2 separate regions of the Homo sapiens genome follow, and region 2 is linked to region 1. Evidence: read pairs that join two places in POLR2A ChIA-PET (ENCODE). Cell type or tissue: PC-9. All regions are shown on one strand. Each heading gives the region's core, and the rest is flanking DNA. Links, peaks and the distances in the headings are about the cores only. Region 1 holds the start of MIR371A (microRNA 371a). Region 2 holds the start of ZNF765-ZNF761 (ZNF765-ZNF761 readthrough).

Evidence for each region. ChIA-PET counts read pairs that join two places held together with the same protein. Peaks named below come from ENCODE experiments on the same cell type or tissue, not always from the same donor. Only the 100,000 strongest peaks of a DNase experiment are listed, where the experiment ranks them.
Region 2: POLR2A ChIA-PET joins it to region 1 with 11 read pairs; 2 of 35 experiments call an interaction of 5 or more read pairs at or near these places.

The regions. Positions count from the first base shown.
Region 1 is chr19:53,784,023-53,795,985 of GRCh38, reverse strand. NLRP12 (NLR family pyrin domain containing 12) reads left to right here. Exons shown (of 10, transcript NM_144687.4): 9 at 1-127; 10 at 1,850-2,245. The coding sequence ends at 1,937. MIR371A (microRNA 371a) reads right to left here and starts at 8,311; the gene lies at 8,245-8,311. It overlaps MIR371B (microRNA 371b), which reads left to right and starts at 8,244; the gene lies at 8,244-8,309. It overlaps MIR372 (microRNA 372), which reads right to left and starts at 8,096; the gene lies at 8,030-8,096. It also overlaps MIR373 and LOC124904767. RefSeq lists enhancers at 2,839-3,339, 3,340-3,840. In PC-9, for the core only: CTCF peaks have their summits at 2,631 and 2,845 (motif pointing left); a DNase peak (open chromatin) is centred at 3,095.
Region 2 is chr19:53,389,944-53,401,906 of GRCh38, reverse strand. It overlaps ZNF765-ZNF761 (ZNF765-ZNF761 readthrough), which reads right to left and starts at 6,758. Exons shown (of 13, transcript NM_001350496.2): 1 at 6,714-6,758; 2 at 3,877-3,964. It overlaps ZNF765 (zinc finger protein 765), which reads right to left and starts at 6,758. Exons shown (of 4, transcript NM_001040185.3): 1 at 6,714-6,758; 2 at 3,877-3,964. The coding sequence starts at 3,891. RefSeq lists a silencer at 6,689-6,888. In PC-9, for the core only: CTCF peaks have their summits at 6,778 and 6,982; a DNase peak (open chromatin) is centred at 6,826; H3K4me3 peaks cover 2,644 bases; H3K27ac peaks cover 492 bases.

The sequences.
Region 1 (11,963 bases), core at 1,988-9,987:
ACTTCACCCTGGGGATCAACCAGACCTTGACCGACCTTTACCTGACCAACAACGCCCTAGGGGACACAGGTGTCCGACTGCTTTGCAAGCGGCTGAGCCATCCTGGCTGCAAACTCCGAGTCCTCTGGTGAGGGATGATGACCAGTTCTTTCTGGAGGAGGCTGGACATTGGGCTGGGAGCATGAGGGTAGATAAGCTGGATGGACAAATACGTTATGCACTGGTGTATGCAATTAGGGGGCATACAGATGAGGCCACATATTAGCTATGTCATCTACTGGCTGTGTGACCTTGGATAATTTCCTTGTCTGAGGCCGGGCGCGGTGGCTCACACCTATAATCCCAGCACTTTGGGAGGCCGAGGCGGGTGGATCACGAGGTCAGGAGATCGAGACCATCCTGGCTAAAATGGCGAAACCCCGTCTCTAATAAAAACACAAAAAATTAGCCGGGCGTGGTGGCGGGCGCCTGTAGTCCCAGCTACTCAGGAGGCTGAGGCAGGAGAATGGCGTGAACCCGGGAGGTGGAGCTTGCAGTGACCCAAGATCACACCACTGCACTCCAGCCTGGGTGACAGAGTGAGACTCCATCTCAAAAAAAAAAAATTTCCTTGTCTGTTGAAGGGGACCATCGTGGCTCACCAATTGCATTGGAGGTCACTGTGATTCGAGTGAGAATCTAGAATTACTCTGCCTGGGTTCAAACTCCAATTGCTTTTTTTTTGGACAGGATCTTGCTGTGGCCCAGGCTGGAGTGCAGTGATGCAATCAAAGTTTAGGCTGGGTGCAGGGGATGGCGCCTGTAATCCCAGTACTTTGACAGGCTGAGTTAGGAAAATTGCTTTCTTTACACACACACACACACACACACACACACACGCACACACCAGGTATGGTGGCACACACCTCTAATCAAAGCTACTCAGGGGGCTGAGGTGGGAGGATCCTTTGAGCTCAGGAGTTCAAGGCTGCAGTGAACCATGATTACGCCACTGGGTGACCCAGCAGGAACTTGTCTCAAGAAAAAAAAGGCCAAGGCAGGCAAATCACTTGAGGCCAGGAGTTCAAGACCAGCCTGGCCAACATAGCAAAACCACATCTCTACTAAAAATACAAAAACTTACGGCTGGGAGCGGGTGGCTCTATGCAAAAATTAGCCAGGCATGGTGGCACGTGACTGTAATCCCAGCTACTTGGGAGGCTAAGGCAGGAGAATCGCTTGAAGCCAGGAGGCGGAGGTTGCAGTGAGCTGAGATCATGCCACTGCACTCTAGCCTGGGCAACAGAGCAAGACTCCATCTTGGGGAAAGAAAAAAAAAATGGAGAACATAGTTGCATCTTCATAAGGCTATGATAAATTATGAATTGGCCAGGTGTGGTGGCTCACACCTGTAATCCCAGCACTTTGGGAGGCCGAGGTGGGCGGATCACGAGGTTAGGAGACTAGGACCATCCTGGCTAACACGGGTGAAACCTTGTCTCTACTAAAAATACAAAAAATTAGCCGGGCGTGGTGGTGGGCGCCTGTAGTCCCAGCTACTGGGGAGGCTGAGGCAGGAGAATCGCTTGAACCTGGGAGGTGGAGGTTGCAGTGAGCTGAGATTGCACCACTGCACTCCAGCCTGGGTGACAGAATGAGACTGTGTCTCAAAAAAAAAAAAATTATGCAGTTAACACAGCTTGGGGACTTGCATGTAGCATGTAGTAAGCCTACTTTCCAGCAGCGTTGGGTGGAATTTCTGGAGGATCATGGAATTATCTTACCACGGTAGTGCACAATAGATACTTAAGGCTTATTAATTGAATGCCACAGTAGTACACTGGAATAATATCAACTCTTGTGTCCACAGGTTATTTGGGATGGACCTGAATAAAATGACCCACAGTAGGTTGGCAGCGCTTCGAGTAACAAAACCTTATTTGGACATTGGCTGCTGAATGGTCCTATCTGCTGGCTCTCCCCTGAGATCTGGACAGAGGAAGATGGGAGGGTGCTCATCACCCCCCCAGCATAATGATCAGCCTCCTTCCTAGAGACAGACTCATGCAGATTGAGATCAAAAGTCCCTCTGCTTGGGATCAAATTAATGTTTGACAGAGCTGGCCAGGCGTGGTGGCTCATGTATGTAATCCTAGCACTTCGAGAGGCCGAGGCAGGTGGATCACGAGGTCAGGAGTTTGAGATTAGCCTGGCCAAGATGGTGAAACCCTGTCTCTACTAAAAATAAAAAAAAATTAGCCAGGCATGGTGGCGGGCACCTGTAGTCCCAGCTACTCAGGAGGCTGAGGCAGGAGAATCGCTTGAACCCGGGAGGTGGAGGTTGCAGTGAGCCGAGATCGCGCCACTGCACTCCAGCCTGGGCGACAGAGTGGGACTCCATCTCAAAAAAAAAAAAAAAAAAAGTTTGACGGAGCTTTAAGGGATGACCAACTAAGAGAGGTTTGATGGCCCCTAACAGGAGGGGTAAATCCCAACAGGGGCCAGGTGCGGTGTCTCACGCCTGTAACCCCCGTACTTTCAAAGGTGGAGGCAAGATGGGTTGCTTAAGTCTAGGAGTTAGAGACCAGCCTAAGCAACATAGCAAGACTCCACTGTTACTAATTAGCCAACTACTATTAATTAGTACAATTAATTACCCAGGAGTAGCAGCACATGCCTGTAGTCCCAGCTACTCTGGGGACTGAGGTGGGAAGATCGCTTGAGCCCAGGAGGTCGAGGCTGCAGTGAGCTGTCATTGCATCACTGCGCCCCAGCCTGGGCAACAGAGGGAGACGGTGAAAAATGGCCAGTAGGGGCCCTCAGAGGCCACCCAGCCCTGCCAAGCCCTGGCTGCATCGGAACATAGTAATATTTGAGCTCTGGGGTGGGTGCCACTGCCATCTAGTGGACGACACTAGGAATGCATGCCAACATCCAGCAAGGAATGCACAGGACAAAGCACTTGGTCCAAAGGCAAATTGTGCCAAGTTGAGGAAAGCCTATTCTCAAATGTCACAGGATACATGGGGCAACTCAGCATTTGGGAAGAGACTGGTATGCAAGCTAACCCTCAGAATGCTTGTTATGCCAACAGCCCTGATCCTCCCTTGCTGGAGGGGATAATGTCTGAAATCTTAACGTGGCAGGCATGTCAGGATGGCCCCCTGCCTGGAATTCACTGGGCCCTGCCAAGAACTGACACCTACAAGGCCACGTGTAGGCTGGCCATAACCTATTATACACTGTGCTTTCAACAAAAATACCGCCAGATGCGGTGACTCATGCCTGTAATCCAAATACTTTCGGAGGCCAAGGCAGGCAGATCAGCTGAGGTTAGGAGTTCGAGACCAGCCTGGCCAACATGGTGAAACCTACTAAAAATACAAAAATTAGGCTGGGCACGGTGGCTCATGCCTGTAATCCCAGCACTTTGGAGGCCGAAGCGGGCGGATCACTAGGTCAAGAGATCAATACCATCCTGGCTAACACAGTGAAACCCCATCTCTACTAAAAATACAAAAAATTAGCTGGGTGTGGTGGCATGCACCTATAGTCCCAGCTGCTGGGGAGGCTGAGGCGGGAGAATCGCTTGCACCTGGGAGGCAGAGGTTGCAGTGAACCGAGATCGCACTACTGCACTCCAGCCTGGGCGACAGAGCGAGACTCCATCTTAAAAAAAAAAAAAAAAAAAGGGTGTGGTGGCTCACACCTGTAATCCCAGCACTTTGGGAGGCCAAGGAGGGCAGATCACCTGAGGTCGGGAGTTCAAGACCAGCCTGACCAACATGGAGAAACCCTGTCTCTAATAAAAATATAGAATTAACCAGGCGTGATAGCACATGCGGGTAATCCCAGCTACTCGGGAGGCTGAGGCAGGAGAATCACTTGAACCCGGGAGACAGAGGTTGCAGTGAGCAGAGATCACGCCATTGCACTCCAGCCTGGGTGATAGAGACGCCGTCTCAAAAAAAAAAAAAAAAAAAAAAAAAAGAGGAATCCATATTCCCTTGGCTGGGTGCAGAGGCTCACGCTTGTAATCCCAGCACTTTGGGAGGCCAAGGCGGGTGGATCACAAGGTGAGGAGATCAAGACCATCCTGGCCAACATGGTGAAACCCCGTCTCTACTAAAATACAAAAAATTAGCAGGGCGTGGTGGAGGGCGCCTGTAGTCCCAGCTACTCAGGAGGCTGAGGCAGGGGAACCACTTGAACCCAGGAGGCGGAGGTTGCAGTGAGCCGAGATTGTGCCACTGCACTCCAGCCTAGTGACAGAGCAAGACTCTAAAAAAAAAAAAAATGCATATTCCCATTTCAATACACAGAAACCTATATTCCCATTATTAGGAATTCGAACTAAGAATCTTTAAACTATGTCACTGCCCGGTGGGAAATCAGGTCCCCATGCTGTGCTCAGCCCACACACTGGAGATCTACAGACCAGAACCTGCAAGGAGACTGAGGCAGTTTCAGAAAAAGTGACCTTACAACTCCAGAGATCAGATACTGATTCAGTCCTGTAGACATAATTGTCCCATTGGCCAGGTGCAACAGCTCATGTCTAATTCCAGCTCTTTAGAAGGCCAAGAATTTTTACACCAACCTTAAGGTGCCGCCTGAACACAAAAAAATTATCTACTCTATGTACTACTATCTATCTACCCCAGAAGGGGTATTCATGCATAGACCCAGCTACTGAAGCTGAGGAAAAATGCTTGAGTCCAGGAAGTGGAGGCTACACCTAGCTCGACAGAACCGCTACATTCCAGCCTAGATGACATGATCGTCTACAAAAAAGAAACTAAAAATGGCCCACCATTACCACGTAAAACTGTGCCTTAAGCTTTCTGCAATCCCAGCACTTTGGGATAAGAGATTGTTTAGGTTTCAAGACCAGATTGGGCAACATAGTGGGATCCTATCTCTAAATTTTTTAAAAAGTTATTTACCCAATATTCTTTATATGTCTGCATTCAGTCCTGTTTCCACAGCTGCTTCTGAAGCAAACAGCCCTGCTTACAAACCACCCCCACCTACACCCTGCTGGCCATACAGGCTAAACCCTAAACAAGCTTAAGAAACTCAACTAAAGGCTGGGCGCAGTGGCTCAAACCTGTAATCTCAGAATTTTGGGAGGCCAAGGTGGGTGGATCACTTGAGGTCAGGAGTTTAGTGAGACCAGCCCGGCCAACATGGGGAAACGCCATCTGTACTAAAAATCCAAAAAAAATTAGCTGGGCATGGTGGTGGGTGCCTATAATACCAGCTACTCGGGAGGCTGAGGCAAAAGAATCGCTTGAACCTGGGAGGTGGAAGTTGCAGTGAGCCAAGATCATGCCATTGTACTCCAGTCTGGCGACAGAGCGAGACTCCATCTCTTTAAAAAAAAAAAAAAACAAAAAAAAAAACACAAAAACAAAAAACCCTCAACTAACAATCCCCAAGCTGCCCGTAGAAAAGATGACAGGAGGCCCAGGTAGGTCAAATATAAAGAGAAGTCTTACTGGTTACCGTGGCGGACTCCCCACCAGTGGTGGCGGTATTGGGACAGAGGCTACAACTGCTTTATGAATTGCGGGTACAAATAGCAAAACAAAACTCCCTTGAATTTGAGATCTTACTTCAGTTCAGATACTGTGGAGTGGGCAAAGCAGCCGCAAGGGTTTGGAACACCTACAGGGGATAGGAAAACTTACAGGGGATAGTGGCCAGCAGACCCGGAAACCAGTGATAGGGCAAACAGCAACTAAGAACCTACTGAAGGCCCCACGTGGTGGCTCACGCCTATAATCCCAGCACTTTGGGAGGCCGAGGTGGGTGGATCACCTGGGGTCAGGAGTTCCAGAGCAGCCTGGCCAACGTGGAGAAATCCCATCTCTAAAAAATGCAAAAAATTAGCCAGGCGTGGTGGCTTATGCCTGTAATCCCAGCTACTTGGGAGGCGGGGGCAGGAGAATCGCTTAAGCTGGCAGAGGTTGCAGTGAACCAAGATTGCGCCATTGCGCTCCAACCTGAGCGAGAGCACGAGACCATCTGAAGCAAAAAAACCTTCCAAATATGAACTTAGGCCTGGCACTGTGGCTCACACCCATCATCCCAGGGAGGCCACCCAGGGCAAGACAGTAAAGCCCCATCTCTACTAAAGGAGGGATGTTTGATTCCCCCTAAGTTTCAGACCAAGCTGGCCAATGTATGAGACCCCAATTTCTACTAAACATTAGTGGAGCATGGCGGGGACACTCCTGTGGTGCCAGCTACTAAGGGTGGGGTGAGGGGGGGCTTATATGGGAAGATCTTTTGATCTAGGGAGCTCAGGCCTGCAGGGAGCTGTGATGGTGCCACCACACTTCAGCCTGGGTGGTTTTTATTTTTTGAGACAGTTATCGCTGTCACCCAGGCTGGAGTGCAGTGGCACAACCTCGGCTGGCTGCAAGCTCCACCTCCCGGGTTCATGCCCTTTCTGCCTCAGCCTGTGACTACAGGCACCCACCGCCATGCCCGGCTAATGTTTTTGTATTTTTTAGTAGAGATGTGGTTTCACCGTGTGAGCCAGGATGGTCTTGATCTGACCTCATGATCAGCCTGCGTCGGCCTCGGCAGTGCTGCCACTGTGCCCGGCCTTACTTTTTAAACTTGTTTGAAGTTTAAAGAGCAGAACTCTCAAAGAGCATAACTCTAAGTTCTAGCAGGGGTAGAAGGGAAGCACAAAATACTGACAAGTATTTTTAGGCAATGTACTTGGGTCATAGAAGAAGGTTCAGTAACGCCAGACATGAGGCTCATGCCTGTAATCCCAGCACTTGTGGGTGGCAGAGGAACCCAATAGACCAGAAACACATGATGTTGTTCACATTTTATTAAAAAAAAAAGTTAGGAAAAGTGAGACTGTGGCATTGTCCGTGTAGCAGGGTGGAAGCACTCCAGCCCATGCTCTGGCCAAACCCACTTCAAGCCTTACATGCATGCTGCCTACCAAATTCAGGAACAGGACCCCAAATTCCCTTTAAGGCCAACCAGATTCCCCCGACACCCCATCAAGCTTTTCCTGCCCTGTTCATCTGCAGGTGAACCCCGTATCCTGCCCACCCCAGAATATGCCAATTTTTATTATCTAAAATGGAGCATACAGACTGGTGCCCCGCAGAGAAGCCCGGGAACTCCAGGTCATAGCTGAAGCTGCAGTCAGACCCGCAGGCTCCCTTGAAGCAGGATGGTTCGTGATGCCCTACTCAAACAGGGACACCCCAAAATCGAAGCACTTCCCAGTACAGACAAAAAGGAAAGCGCCCCCATTTTGAGTATCCCAGTATGAGCTCCTCGCGAGGATCTGCCATCACTGTGACTTTCTTGCCTACAAGAGGTTGGCCTCCAATCATCCAAGCACATGTTAAATGTCAGCAATAAACTTGCTTGCTATGGGGGAAGAGGAAAGTTACATATCAATTATAACACCAACAGCAAAAAGCATTCCTTTCTTTGTGCATACAGCCCCTTGGTCACAGCTGCTGTTTTTTTTTTTTTTTTTCTTTGAGAATGAGTCTTGCTCTGTCGCCCAGGCTGGAGTGCGGTGGCGCGATCTCGGCTCACTGCAAACTCCGCCTCCCGGGTTCACGCCATTCTCCTGCCTCAGCCTCCCAAGTAGCTGGGACTACAGGCGCCCGCCACCACGCCCGGCTCATTTTTTGTATTTTTAGTAGAGACGGGGTTTCACCGTGTTAGCCAGGATGGTCTCGATCTCCTGACCTCGTGATCCGCCTGCCTCGGCCTCCCAACGTGCTGGGATTACAGGTGTGAGCCGCCGCGCCCGGCGCAGGCGCACAGCCGCCCTCTGAACCTTCTCTTCCTTTCACCATCTAACCCAGATTCCCTTAGTTGTGTCAGGTGAGAGCCCAGGAGGCCCCCTTCCCTTCCCCAGGTTTTCCGGAGCCATTACAGCCAGACGCTGTAAGGGACCTGTACCCAAGACAGTTTCCGGCTGGGAATCGAAACCACAGGCTCTTTAGTTCCTGCAGAAGACCGAGCTCCACGGCATCCGTTGATATGGGCGTCACCGGTGACGCTCAAATGTCGCAGCACTTTCCACTTGGACATCAGAATAGTGCTCCACATTTGAGGCCCACAGGGTGAGCAGCTCCATCTGCAAGAGCCCCGGCCAAGAAATTTATATCACGAGGAAACGGCCATAGGCAGGGTCTAGGGCCATCCTGCTACCCGCCCCCTCACCCAATCAAAATGGTATCTTCTCCGCAGGTTGAGTCTTCTCAAGCGGTAACACTCAAAAGATGGCGGCACTTTCACCAGAGAGCAGAAAGTGCCCCCACAGTTTGAGTGCCACAGGCTGAGGGGATGCGGCAAGGCGGCGATCGCAAGTGGAAGCACTTACCCATCAGAAGAGGCTTTTAAGCAAGGAGGTGGAGAGTAGCCCTTGATGAGCTGTTGAAGGTCTACAAAGCACGAATTTAACGACCCTTTCTTAAAAAGTAAAAAACAAGGCTTTCCACGTATAGATATTCAAAGCACTCCCCCGCCCATAGCCTCCAGATGCAAGCCATGAGGACTGAGTACAATGCAAGTAGGAAGGAACACGTGTGAGGGACAGTGGGGCCTTCGTCCTTAAGACTGAAAAAAAATCACAGAAATAGAACAAAAGTACAGCCCGGCTGGGCGGAGTGGCTCAAGCCTGTAGTCCCAGCTACTCGGAAGGCTACGGTGGTAGGATTGCTCTTGAGCCCAGGAGTTCGAGACCAGCTTGGATAACATAGAAAACCCCATCTCTCCTAAAAAAAAAAAAAAAAAAGCAGAAAAACGCACATGGGAATGGTGGTGCGCGCCTGTGGTCCCAGCTACTGGAGGCTAAAAGGGTGAGTCCCAGGAGGTCGAGGCTGCAAGGCGCCATCATCCTACCTGTGCACTTCATCCTGGGCGACAGTGAGATCCTGACCCTAAAAAATAAAGTAAAATGAAAGAAAATAAAATAACATAGCAATACTCACAGAGGCCAATGATACGTCCACACCTCAGGTCTGCCAGAAAGAACAAGGTTCACTGCAGCTGCGTTCTTATATAGGGTGAGAGCCCACTCAACTTTGATAGGATTAAAGCCCACCCCTTCCCACCCTCTCATTCCCCCTGGTCTCCGCCCCAAGCCACCCTGCTCCCTTTGATCCTAGCTTGCCTTAGTCAGACACACCTTCATAAACTTTTTCAAACACTGATTCAAATAGAAATTAGGTGATCCCTATTACTAGTAACGCCAACATGTATTCGTTATAAATACATTGGAAAACACAGAGAAATAACCAGAAGAAAATCATTCCACCAGTCATCCACTCAACAAATATTTAAATATAGTATTTTGGCAGAGCGCAGTGGCTCACACCTGTAATCCCAGCACTTTGGGAGGCCGAGGCGGACGATCACTTGAGGCCGGGAGTTCGAGACTAGCCTGGGCAACATGGCGAAACCCCGTCTCTACCAAAAAAATACAAAAATTACCCACGCATGGTGGTGTGCACCTGTAATCTCAGCTGCTTGGGAGGCTGAGGCAAGAGAATTGCTTGAACCCGGGAGGCAGAGGTTGCAGTGAGCCAAGATTGTGCCACTGCATTCCAGCCTGGGGACAGAGTGAGACCGTGTCTCAAAAAATAAATAAATAGGCTGGGCACAGTGGCTCATGCCTATAATGCCAGAACTTCAGGAGGCCGAGGCAGGCAGATCACGAGGTCAAGCGATCGAGACCATCCTAGCCAACATGGTCTCTACTAAAAATACAAAAATTAGCTCGGCGTGGTGGTGGATACCTGTAGTCCCAGCTCCTCGGGAGGCTGAGGCAGGGGAATTGCTTGAACCCAGGAGGCAGAGGTTGCAGTGAGCCAAGATCGCCCCACTGCACTCCAGCCTGGGTGACAGAGTGAGACTCCATCTCAAAAATAATAATAATAAATTTTAAAAAAATAAAAAAGCTGGGTGCGGTGTGGCTCACACCTATAATCCCTGCTACTCAGGGGGCTGAGGTGGGAGAATCCTTTGAACCCTGGAGGTGGAGGTTGCGGTGAGCCGAGATCACACCACTGCACTCCATTCTGGGCGACAGAGTGAGACTTAGTCTCAAAAAAAAAAAGAGAGGGAGAAAAGAAAAAAACAGTGCGGCAGTGAACATTTTTGAGAGCAACTTTGATAAAAAAGCGGAAACATTTCTGATTTTATTTAATGAAACCACTAGAGTTCCTTTGACCTTGAGGCATAGAGAGGAACTCAAAAAGGTGGGTGTTGGAGAGGTGAGGAGGGGCTTGAAAATGGTAAGTGCTCAAAATAATGAATGACTCAAGGAAGGGGAAGACTTGGGGCCCCAGGAGGCCAGGGTTTCCTTCCCATTTGTAATCCTAGCCAGCTGCGGGAGTACGTGCTCAACCTTTCTGGTTAAACCTAGTTCCTTCATCAATGAAAATGTACAGCATTTGCTGCAAAGGATGGCGAGAGATAGAAATGAGACAGCAAATAGCATGTTTGGCGAGAATCGCTAGAACCCAGGAGGCAGAGGTTGCAGTGAGCTCACATCACGCCACTGCACTCCAGCCTGGGTGATAGAGCCAGACTCCATCTCAAAAAAAAAAAAATTCTTGCTTTGATCTTTGTCAAGGTTGCGGGAGGTCAGTGCTTATGTCCTTACAGCTCAGCCATCCAGATTCCTATCTAACCTACTCACTCCTCTCACACTGCACCTGGATTTTCTGCTATTTGTGAACCACCTGGATGATCTCTCGGGTATTTCCTAGAACTCGGCTTTTTCTCATCACCTCATTTTGTCTTTGCAAATTTCTCCTTTAAGGGCGGCTTTCTTCTCCTGCCCTTGGGCCAGCACAGCGAGTTCATTGCTGACTTTTTTTTTTTTTTTTTGAGACGGAGTCTCCCTCAGCCACCCGGGCTGGAGTGCAGTGGCTCGATCTCGGCTCACCACAACCTTCGCCTCCCAGGTTCAAGTGATTCTCCTGCCTCAGCCTCCCGAATAGCTGAAATTACAGGCATGTGCCACCACGCCGGCTAATTTTGTATTTTTAGTAGAGACGGGGTTTCTCCATGTTGGTCAGGCTGTTCTCAAACTCTCAAACTCAGGTGATCTGCCCGCCTCGGCCTCCCAAAGTGCTGGGAATACAGGCGTGAGCCACCGCACCCGGCCAACGTTTGTATTTTTGAATATAAAAAATGTTATTAGTGCAATTGAATTTAATCAACATTCAACAAAGAGTATAGTCAAAGACGATTTTTAAGTGCATTTGAAAGAGGACTGCAGGCAGTGGCTCAAGCCTGTAATCTCAGCAATTTGGAAAGCTGAGGTGGGAGGATCTCTTCAGCCCATGAGTTCAAGGCTGCAGTGAGGCCTGATCCTGCCACTGAACTCCAGCCCAGGTGACAGAGCAAGACCCCATCCCTGGAAAGAAAGAAAAAAGAAAAGAAAAAAGATCCGCTGGGCACGGTGGCTCACACCTGTAATCTCAGCACTTTGGGAGGCCGAGGTGGGCGGATCACCTGAGGTCGGGAGTTCAAGACCAGCCTGGCCAACATGGAGAAACTCCGTCTCTACTAAAAATACAAAATTAGCCGGGGTGGTGGTGCATGCTACTCAGGAGGTTGAGGCAGGAGAATCGCTTGAACCCGGGAGGCGGAGGTTGTGGTGAGCCGAGATCGCGCCATTGCACTCTAGCCTGGGCAACAAGAGCAAAACTCTGTCTCAAAAAAAAAAAAAAACAAAGAATAAAGAAAAAATATCCAATGTGATATTTTACTTTTTTGTTGTATAATTTGTTTAAAAATATAGAGATGGGCTGGGCATAGTGGCTCATTCCTGTAATCCCAGCACTTTGGGAGGCTGATGCAGGCGGATCAGTTGAGGTCAGGAGTTCAAGACCAGCCTGGTCAACATAAGAAAACCCCGTCTCTACTAAAAAATACAAAAATTAGCCCGGTGTGGTGGTGGGCGCCTGTAATCC
Region 2 (11,963 bases), core at 2,312-10,311, 390 kb after region 1:
GTGTTTACTAAAGTTCTTTTTTTTTTTTTTAAAGGTGGAGTCTCACTCTGTTGCCCAGCCTGGAGTGCAATGGCACAGTCTCTGCTCAATGCAACCTCCAAGTCCCAGGATCAAACGATTCTCCTGCCTTAGCCTCCTGAATAGCTGAAATTATAGGCACGTGCCACCACGACCAGTTAATTTTTGTATTTTTAGCAGAAACGGGGTTTCACCATATTGCCCAGTTTGGTCTCAAACTCCTGACCTCCTGATCTGCCTGACTCAGCCTCTCAAAGTGCTGGAATTACATGCATGATCCACCGTGCCCGGCCCAGAAACGTTTTTTTTTTTATTTTTATTTTTTTGAGACGGAGTCTCGCTCTGTCGCCCAGGCTGGAGTACAGTGGCGCGATCTCGGCTCACTGCAAGCTCCGCCTCCCCGGTTCACGCCATTCTCCTGCCTCAGCCTCCCGAGTAGCTGGGACTACAGGCGCCCACCACCACGCCCAGCTAATTTTTTGTATTTTTAGTAGAGACGGGGTTTCACCGTGTTAGCCAGGATTGTCTTGATCTCCTGATCTCGTGATCCGCCCACCTCGGCCTCCCAAAGTGCTGGGATTACAGGCGTCAGACACAGTGCCCGGCCCAGAAACATTTATTGACACACCAAGTGACATTCAGTATCTAGATGAGGCAGAGTATGAATGATGTCTTCAGAGATGACATTCACAGTTCACAGTGAAAGATGAGAAACTAAAATCTGGCTGGGTGCAGTGGCACATGCCTGTTATCCCAGCTACCTGGGAGGCTGATGCAGGAGAATTGCTTGATCCCAGGAGGCAGAGGTTGCAATGATCCGAAATCGCACCACTGCACTACAGTCTGGGCAACAGATACTCCATCTCCAAAAAAAAAAAAAATTAGCGAATTAGCGAGGCATGGTGGCAGGCACCTGTGGTTCCCAGCTACTTGGGACCCTGAGGTAGGAAGATGGCTTGAGCCTCAGGGTGGAGGTTTCAGTGAGCTAAGATCGTGCCACTGTGCTCCAGCCTGGGCAACACAGTAAGACCCAGTCTCAAAACAAAAGAAAATATATGAAAACTAGATTACTCAAAGTATGAAAATCCATTTTATGTATGTGTGTATATATATATATATATATATGTCAACAAATAATGAAACCTACACAGACTCACAAAAAACTAGATGTTAATACAAAGGGTTGTCATTTTCCCCAGATTTTCAAAATGGAAAAGTTGTTCAAAATATATATATTTGTGCATGTGTATATGTATGTATATGTATATGTGTATGTGTATATTGTGTGTGTGGGTGTGTATACATATAAAGGCTTTAAAAATATAAAAAGTAGCAAGTTTTGTTGAACTGAAGAGGAATCTCATCTTGCTGCAAAAGGATACATTGGCAGTTGGGGACAGGGGGGAATCTTGTCAGATCTAAGAAAACAGGAAATGCCTCATCCTAGAGGAAGTAATCACCCTTTCAACTGCCTGACCTGGAGGAATCGTGAGATATCTGTAGTAACGCGGGTGTGCACAGAGGCAGCCACTATGGCACTCTTTATACAGGGAAAAGTTGCAAAGGCCCATTTGTCATTCAGCCAATTTCCAATGCAGATGTCAAAGAGCAAGCTATCCACGTTTACTAACATGAGAACATGTAAATTTTCACAACCAGCAGGATCAAATATCGAAGTAAAATATTTACTGGAGCACAAAGAAAACAACAGACACTGGCGTCTACTTGAGGGTGGAGGGTGGGAGGAAGGAGAAGACTAGAAAAAATAACTACTGGGGGCCAGATGCGGTGGCTCATGCCTGTAATCCCACCACTTTGAGTGGCTGAGGCAGGTGGATCAAATGTCAGGAGTTCAAGATCAGCCTGGCCCACATGGTGAAACCCTGTCTCTACTAAAAATACAAAAATTATCAAGGCATGGTAGCAGGCCCCTGTAATTTCAGCTACTCAGGAGGCTGAGGCAGGAGAATCACTTGAACCCGGGAGGCAGAGGTTGCAGTGAGTTGAGATCATGCCATTATGCTCCAGCCTGGACAAAAAGAGCAAAACTCAGTCTCAAAAAAATAAATAAATAAAAAATAACTATTGGGTACGGGACTTAACACCAGAGTGATGAAATAACCTGAACAACAAACCCCGATGACCCTAGTTTACCTATGTAAGAAACCGGAACATATGGCCCCAAACGTAAAAATTTTTTTTTTTTTTTGAGATGGAGTCTTGATCTGTGCCCAGGCTGGGGTGCAGTGGCACAATCTCAGCTCACTGCAATGTCTGCTTCCCAGGTTCAAGTGATTCTCCTGCCTCAGCTTCCTGAATAGCTGGGATTAGGGGCACGTGCCATCACGCCAGGCTAATTTTTGTAAAAAAGTTATTTTTTTTTCAATTTATTGAATAATTTTTTCTAAAGTCTCATATGATGCAGAAATACATGTGTATGAGACTTGCTCTGACGCCTGGCACAGAACTGACAGTGGTGACTCCCCAGTGAGTTTGGAAGAAGGGTGGAGGATGTAACAGGGAAGGGAGATGCCTGATGGCAAAGGGTCTAAGCTGCAGCTTTGCTTGGAGTTTTACCACAAAACAAATATATTCACTATGTGATGTTTAAATAGAAAAATATATATTTTGGGGACTGTTGTGGGGTGGGGGAGGGGGGAGGGATAGCATTAGGAGATATACCTAATGCTAAATGATGAGTTAATGGGTGCAGCACACCAATATGGCACATGTATACATATGTAACTAACCTGCACATTGTGCACATGTACCCTAAAACTTAAAGTATAATAATAATTTTAAAAAAAAGAAAAATATATATTTAATAATAATCATTGGGGCTGGGCATGGTGGCTTATACCTGTAATCCCAGCACTCCAGGAGGCTGAGGCAGGCAGATCACCTGAAGTCAGTAGTTTGAGACCAGCCTGGCCAACATGGTGATACTCGTCACTAATAAAAATACAACAAAATTAGCTGGGCGTGGTGGTGCACACCTATAATCCCAGCTACTCGGGAGGCTGAGGCAGGAGAATCACTTGAACCCGGAAGGTGGAGGTTGCTGTGAGCCAAGATCATGCCACTGCACTTCAGCCTGGGCGACAAAGCAAGACTTCATATATGTGAAATATAATAATATTATCATAATATAATAGTACTGATAATAAAAATTATAACCAAAACACCTGTTTCACAAGCCTCTCCACAGGAACCCCACAGTCTCCATGAGCGTAATGTGCTAAGAATGGTTGAATGAATCTCCTGCTATTATTCAGGTTGATTTCCTATTCTTAAAATAAAGACGGAATAAAACATCTTGTATCATTCATGTCTGTGTATGAACTTTCCATTCTAATTAGTAAGATAGTTGGAGTCAGAAACACAGTAACTCACTCAATTACCTAAAAATGTAGTATAAAATCAGGCAGAAAAAATTGCTCCATATTGGTCACCTTTTCTAGAATTTACCACATACTTTGTGCACATGAATACATGACTTCCATTGGCAGTTGCTCTAATCCTGGTCTACAGAGAGCTGACAGAGCATCCAGATGTAGCCCCTGAACAATCCCTGCTGCCCAACAGCACTGACACCATGGGACCCTCACCCCATCTCCATCCATGTCTGGGTGTGAGCCCTTCCCAGGACCATGCCCAGTGCAGCCTCTTCCCAAGTTCATGTCACTGGATCATGGGAGATGGAATCTAAGCAAGATAAGAGGGAATGAAGGAAGGCATGGGTGAGTGCGAGCAAACCTGTCAGGCAAGATGCTTCAGACTCAGAGAAGATTCCAAACTCCAAGGTCAGCATTTCTGAAAAGAAGGAGACAGAACAATCCACCAAGAATATCATCTCACCTGAGGAAGAGCCATCCCTGACTCCTTTGCTTTCCTCTTCCTCTTCCAGGTTTCTTCCTCACATACCAAGAGTCTTTAGAAGTCAATCCTGAATGTTAGAAATATGTTGTTTATTGCTCAGAATCAACATATCCCCTCCCTGTAACACAACAACACATACAAAGGAGACCTCATCCTGAGGACATACGGTCCCCTATGCTGCCGACCACACCAGGGACAATAAACTCCTACAGGAAAACTCCCACTCCCCTCCCGGAGAAGCCCACACACACGCTGCAGCAGTGGGGAGCTGGGGTGGGATGAGCTCCCCTTTAGGGCACAGACCCAGGCCTGACCAAACCTCATGCAAAGGCTGGGTGCGGTGGCTCATGCCTGTCATCCCAGCACTCTGGGAGGCCGAGGTGCGTAGATCTCTTGAGCTCAGGTTTGAGACCAGCCTGGGCAACGTGGTGAAACCCCATCTCTACCAAAAGTACAAAAACTTAGCCAGGCATGGTTGTGCACGTCTGTGTGTCTGTGGTCCCAGTTACTTAGGAGGCTGAGGTGTGAGGATCGCTTGAGCTCAGGAGTTCGAGACCAGCCTGGCCAACATGGTGAAACCCTGTCTCTACTAAAAATTCAAAAATTGAGCCGGGCACACTTAAGTTTACACGCTTAACCGCATCATAAAGTTGCAAGCAGTACTTGGAATCATCACTAATGAAACAGCAAATGCATTAGACTTACTGGCCCAGCAAGCCACAAAAATGAGAAATGCCATCTACCAAAATAGATTAGCTTTCGACTACCTCCTAGCCTAGGAAGGAGGAGTATGTAGAAAGTTTAATCTAACTAATTGCTGCCTAGAAATCAATGACAATAGGAAGGCTGTTATAGAAGTAACTGCAAGAATAAAAAAATTATCCCATGTTCCAGTCCAGACTTAGACAAAGTAGACTCCCGAGTCCCTCTTTAGAGGCTGGTTTTCCTCCTTCAGTCGATTCAAAACCTTAACAGGAGTGGTTCTAGAAATACTAAGAATTGGTTTAATACTCCCTTACCTCACCTCTCCTTGTTAAGAACGTTCAATCAACTATAGAAGCAATTGTGACTAGGCAGACTACCACTCAGCTAATAGCTCCATATAAATATCAGCCTGTGCCTAAAGAAGAAAACCTGCTCTTTCATGAAGAATCCAGTAATAGTGGTGCTTTCTATTAAAACCTTATTTATAAAAAGCAGCAAAGGGAGAAAACTGAGGCAGAAATTTAAAAAATCAATATGCATTCATTCACTCCAAAAAACTAACAGGCAAGGCAAGGGTTAAAAAGAAAAGAAGAACAAGTTTTCCTCTGCCTAGCAAGCTCACTTCAAGGACAGTTATAAGATAACGCTTTTTGTGCAGCTGAAGCCAAAGGAATGAGCTCCAGAAAACCCCACTTTAGAACAAGAGTGAAGAAAAAAAAAGTCTGTATTTAGCTGTTCTTGTTTTTCTTTCAATGCAGCTACAAGACCACCAGCTATGCAAGGCCACAAGTTATGCTATGCTATAGATTATGTGACCAATCATTACATGATTAACTGCTTTTATTTTGCTTCTGTAAGCCTGCTTATAAAAACCCCACTCTGTCTTTGTTGAAATGCTCAGCTTTTTAGATGTAAATCCACTGAGCCGGTGCGTACCTTAAATAAACATCGTTCTGTCTCCCGCATACCGGTCTCTCTAGTACTTAGTTTCCCGCAACACCATCTCTGCGCCTCCTCTGCTCTCCCTGTTACATTCTCTCTTCCCTGTTATACCCTCATCCCCACTCTCTAGCACCCCAGATCCCCAGGTGTCCTCCCTGCTGTGCTTCTCCCTCTGTTCTCCTTGCCACCAGCACCACTCTGCTCTGTCTGCCCTGGCTCCAAATCCCTCCTCCTCTCCCTCACTCTGATGAGCCTCCCTCTTTGCTGTCCCTCTCCCTACCTTGCTCTCTGTCCTTCATCTCTCTGTACATCTACCTTTTCTCTACATTTCTCCAGTTGCTTTTCTCCTCCTTTTTTTTTTTTTCCCCCACATTTGCTGTGTCTGGCAAATCCCTCACCCATCCTCTACTTTGCCATCTGTTATGAGTCTTTTTTATTCTTCTTTTCTGTCTCAGGTTTTCTACTGCTCTACGTCTGTCTCCTGATCCCTTTAGCCTACACAAGCACCGGAGGCTTTGGATAAGACACAGGAGGGTTTGGAGCAAAACGCCTGCATCCCGGGGGAGCGCATTTTCCAGGGGCTGGAGCTGGGCAGGCAAGAACACCCCGTGTCACAGGACAGGCCCCGGGCACCTCCCTAACTCGGGCTCAGGGAAAGCAGTGACTGTGGAGGCGAACCTGGGGAGCAGTAGGGCCCGCAAAAGGAGGGAGGCGGCGGCGCCACGGCGCCTTAAGACAAGGGTGGGGTCTGCAGGATCCCAGGACCAGACAGAGGACGCGGCCTCCTTGGGGCTGGGGCCGCCGCGCTGCGTCCAGCTGCCAACGAGGGCGAGACTGGGAGGCGCTCAGGGAGGGAATTCACCTCTCGGGTGAGGACTTTAAAAAGCGCGGGACGGGAGGAGTCAGAAAAAGTTTCAGAGCAGGAAAACTACGTGATAGAAAGTGTATACATTGCCCTATAGCAGAAACACCCGGGACGGGACCAGCCTCAGGGGGACCTTAAACCCAAAAGGAAGCGACCCCCGGACTCTCACGGGGTCGTCTCAACTTGCTCTGGGTGAAGGAAGACGGCTGAGAATTTCCAGGTTAGTGGAGACCCCACGCCCCAGGTACAGAAGCGCCAGGGACCTGGGAAGCACAGACTTAATACAAAACAGAGCGAAACTCACCCGCGGCGGTGGGATAGTCACTCCACGCCGTCCGCTTCCGGGTCTGCGCGAAGCTGCGCGCGCAGGAAAGAAGCCAGGCCTGGGCGGGACCCGCGAGGAGGTGGGCGGGCTTGGGCGAGGTAGGGGCGGGGCAGAGAGACTTTACCCTTTAGAACCGACAGAGGGCGGGGCTGTGGCGGGACCTGTGAGTCTCTCAGCCTGGCTCCCAGGGCCTCAGTTTTCGGGTTTTGGAGGCGAGACCGGCCAGGAAGGCTGAGGCATGATTCAAAAGCCCTGGAATTGTCTGGAACGGGGATGCAAACTGGAATGTAAAATGCAAAGCCCTGCCTGGATGGAACGTACGATTTCATGCTGACAGCCCACAAAACAGAATAGAAATCCTCTCCCTTTCCAGTCTCCATTCACTTGGGAGGGAGAGTCCACCCTGTGCTCAGCTGCAGAGACTTCCCTAGGGCCACCGCCTGGGATGTGGGACGGAATGCTCAGGCCAGCGAGGAGTGAGGTCACCACCTTCTGGATAAACACAGCAGGGATGTGGGCGCGGGCGCGGGAGACTGAGGTCCCAGCTACTCAGGAAGCAGCGGCGGGAGGATTGCTGAGCCTGGGGGTCCAGGCCAGCCTGGGCGACAATGTAACACCCCCTCCCGCAGGGCTCCCTTCCTCGTCACTCTCTCTTTTTTTTCCTTTTTTTTTAAACGTTTTAAAATAAGAGTTTGATTGTGTGAGATAGGGATCTAACAGTATTCTTTTCCATGTGGATATCCAGTTAGTTGCCTCAGCACATTTTTGGAAGAGATTTATTCCTTTATTTATTTACTTATTTCTTTTGTTTTGAGACAGAGTATTTCTCTGTCGCCCAGGCTAGAGTGCCGTGATGGGATCTCGGCTCACTGCAGCCTCTGCCTCCTGGGTTTCAGCGATTCCCCTGCCTCAGCCTCCAGAGTATCTGCAATTACAGGCGCGTGCCACCATGCCCGGCTAATTTTTGTATTTTTGTAGACGAGTTTCACCATGTTGGCCAGTGTGGTCTCAAACTCTTGACTTTAAGGGATCCACCTGCCTGGGCCTCCTCAAAGTGCTGGGATCACAGGCGGGAGCCACCGCGCCTGGCCAAATACTTTTTACTTCACTTTCTAATTGTTAAGAAAATACAATTGAAAACGAAACAAAAAAATCTTCCCCCAAATGACAAAACATCTCCATGACGATAATAGAGAAAGAAATAAACACCATTTTATTAATAAGTAAGCCTTAGACCAGAATGTGATGGGAAATAGAGGCAAAGAGCTAAGAGGTTGAAAAAAGAGAAAGACACTTCACAGTTCTATACAACCCATTAAGTACATGTTTTCAAGATAAACACTAATCAGTCCTCAGGGAAAAGGACTTGACAACACCCTTGGTCACACATAGTTCATCCTGGCTCTAGTTGGTAATGGAGGTGACCATCTGTGTCAGCTAATTAGCTTCATGCAGAGGGAGGGGGAGAAACACTAACCCATGTCTTTTTGACAAGTGTGAGTTTTACAACATGGCTACAGGTGCCCTCTCTGGTGAGGCTCCTACAATGTGACAGAAACTGATGTCAGCAGTAAATAATAACATTTAGAATTTATGATTAAGTATAGAGTTTATCTGAACACAAAGCATGAGGATAGCCACCGGCAAACATCAACTCCTAATGAATGGGATCAACGTTCCCAAGTAGAGACGTTAAGGTTTCACACACAGGGAAAGACAGAGAAGTTTTAGGAGAATCAACACATTTTCCATTCAAGACCAGTGCATAGGTTGCAGCAAGTTGATTGGTGACGGAGTCATACACTTCAAGGAAGGTTATGTTATCACTCCATAAAAAGGGACAATGATCCCAGGAGGCCTTATCTCTGGGGCTGCTTAGTCTTCCTAGTTATTTACAGGAGAACTCTTTTCCTGTAAATAAGGGCAAGACTCGCCCAGGCTGGAGTGCAGTGGGGCGATCTCGGCTCACTGCAACCTCCACCTCTTGGATTCAAGCAGTTCTCCTGCCTCAGCCTCCCAAGTAGCTGGGATTACAGGCACACGCCACCATGCCTGTCTAATTTTTTGTTTGTTTGTTTGAGACAGAGTCTCGCTCTGTTGCCTAGGCTGGAGTGCAGTGACACGATCTCACCTGCTCACTGCAACCTCCACCTCCCGGGTTCAAGCGATTCTCCTGGCCCAGCCGCTAAATTTTGTATTTTTAGTAGTGACAGGGTTTCGCCATGTTGGGCAGGCTGGTCTCAAACTCCTGACCTTGTGATCCGCCCGCCTCAGCCTTCCAAAATGCTGGGATTACAGGCGTGAGCCACCGCGCCTCGCCTTTTGTTTTGCATTTTTAGTAGAGAGTGGGTTTTACCATGTTGGCCAGGCTGGTTCCGAACTTCTGACCTCAAGTGATCTGCCCGCCTTGACCTCCCAATGTGCTGGGATTACAGGCATAAGCCACCGCAGCCAGCCAGGAAAACTCGTAGAAGTTACGCCTGCGTTCCGCTGGACTCAGGTTGCATGAGCACATTCCTCTCAAGGTGTAGCAGGAGCAGCCGCGGATAAAAGCCCTCAGACACCCGGTTAAAGAAAGAAGTGGCTTTATTCAGCCGGGAGCATCGGCCAACTCACGTCTCAAGAACCGAGCTCTTTGAAGACTTTGTTTGGCCGGGAGTGTCGGCAGACCTGCCTCTCAAGAATTGAACCCCCCGAAGAAAGAGTTCCTGGCCCTTTTAAGGGCTTACAGCTCTAAGGGGTTCCACGGGAAAAGGTCATGACAGATTAAGAGCACATGTGGTTAGAGTTGGGGGGCAGTTAATCTTTTAACCTCAGGCCTGGTCATCAGTGGCGCTGGCTGGTCTTGTCACTGAATTCATTCCTGTTGTTTTTCAGCTTTTACTTCCTCCTCTTCAGAGACAGGAGACAGTAAGAGAAATGGCCTCTCTCCTCAAAGGCTCAGAATTATTTAAAGGCCATAGCTTTAAATTGGAATTATTTGATGTTTGAATTACTTAATTTCCTACTGAGATACAGGTACTGTCTCCCTTGTATTTTGCCTTTCAAAGAGAGCTCCCAAGTCCTTCAGAAATACATCCCTGGGTCATTAAGCTGAAAAAAGGTTTAGTTCGTTTCTAAAAAATACCACTTCAGACCAGGCGCGGTGGCTCATGCCTGTAATCCCAGCACATTGAGAGGCCAAGGCGGGCAAATCACTTGAGGTCAGGAGTTCAAAACCAGGCTTGTACCCGGGAGTCGGAGGTTGCGGTGAGCCAAGATCGTGCAATTGCACTCCATCCTAAACAACTAGAGGAAAACTCCATCTGAAAAAAAAAAAAAAAAAAAACTCAGAAGACAGAGAAAATCCATTTGCAAACTTTCGAAATCAGTGTCCTAAGAAAAGAGATGAAAGGAAAGAAAATCTCTTCCTTTATTTTCAAGGGAGGAATTACACCTCTCATTTATTTACGTGTTTGTTTGAGACAGGGTCTAGCTCTGTCACTGAAGCTAGAGTGTGGTGGCGAGATCAGGGCACTGCAGCTTCCAACTCCCTGGCTCAAGTGATCCTCCCACCTAAGTGCCCCGAGCAGCTGGGGCCACAGGCGTGCACCACCACACCGGGCTGTTTTGTTTTTTTTTTTAGTAGAGACGAGGTCTCATCATGTTGCCCAGGCTGATCTTGAACTCCTTGGCTCAAGAGATCCTCCCACCTCTGCCTCTCAAAGTGCTGGTGAGAGGTTAAGCCGGCTGGGCTTCTGGGTCGGGTGGGGACTTGGAGAACTTCTCTGACTAGCTAAAGGATTGTAAACACACCAATCAGGCCTCTGTGTCTAGCTAAAAGTTTGTAAACGCACCAATCAGCACTCTGTAAAAATGCACCTATCAGTGCTCTGTGTCTAGCTAAAGGTTTGAAAATCACCAATCAGCACTCTGTAAAAATGGACCAATCAGCACTCTGTAAAATGGACCCATTAGCAGGACATGGGCAGGGCCAAATTACTGCGAAGGTCTGCAGCTTCACTCCTGAAGTCAGCAAGACCACGAACACACCAGGAGGAAAAAACAACCCCAGACGCGACAGTTTCAAGAGCTGTAACACTCGCTGCAAAGGTCTGCCGCTTCAATCCTGAAGTCAAGCGAGACCACAACCCACCAGAAGGAAAAAACCCCGGACACATCTGAACATCTGAAGGAACAAACTCTGGACATGCCATCTTTAAGAACTGTAACACTCACCGCGAGGCTCTGTGGCTTTACTCTTAAAGTCAGCGAGACCAAGAACCCACCAGAGGGAACCAATTCCAGACACACTGGGATTACAGATGTGAGCCACTACTCTGGGCCCTGACTTTATTTCCATGAAATACGAATTGTCCTTCACCTCCTGTGTGTAATAGGCAGTTTTGCATGTCACCTTTCAGTTCCCATTATCCACTCAACCCAGGATCCTGCTTAGTTTAATAAGCCTTCTCGTTGTCAGTCCCAGCTGCAACCAGCGCCCTACTCCAGTCCTTTACCGAGGTCCCTGCCCCTCTACCCCGCCCTGCTTCAGACTGAGGGGAGCGTGCCCCGCCTGAAGGATGCATGACTCTACCTGCTCCAAAAAGGCTCTTTGCATTAAAACTATTTTCAACTTAAGAGGAAAAACGATTAAGCGTTCGGTACAGGTGGCTCACTACATGTAATATTAGGGGTAATATCACGGTACATCAGAAACAATCCACCAATCAGAACCCGGAGGACCCAGTCCTGGAGGGCAAGAGTATGACAGCAGGCGACAGCCATGGCCCAGCTGAGGAAAGAACCCGGATCCGCCCCCCTTCAGGCCCCGCCCTTCAGAACAAAACCCCTTTCAGACCCCGCCCCGAAAATGATAACCCTCTGGCCCCAGCCCTTCTCGCTGTCCTGGGCGGCCCCAAGGCAGCCTCCTCCCTCTTGCCCCGCCCCAGTCCCGTTCCAGGTCCCACCCCCACCCTCTAACCTGGCCCGGCTTCCAAAGCGGCCTCCACCTTCTGGCCCCGCCCAAGCACCGGTTCAGGCTCCGCCCCCTCGACGACCTTTCCTTCTCCCTCCGGGTCACCGCCGACTGTCCAGAATCCGCCCAGACGGGGTGGAGGGCCTGCCCATGGTTGTTCTGCAGCGCCCGGGGCTGGCTCAGATGAGTGTTTTCTTGGTCTTTCTGCTTCAAACCTGTCTTTCGCAGCACCTTATCCCCGAGTCTAGCCACAGCAGGAATCTGGTTGCTTC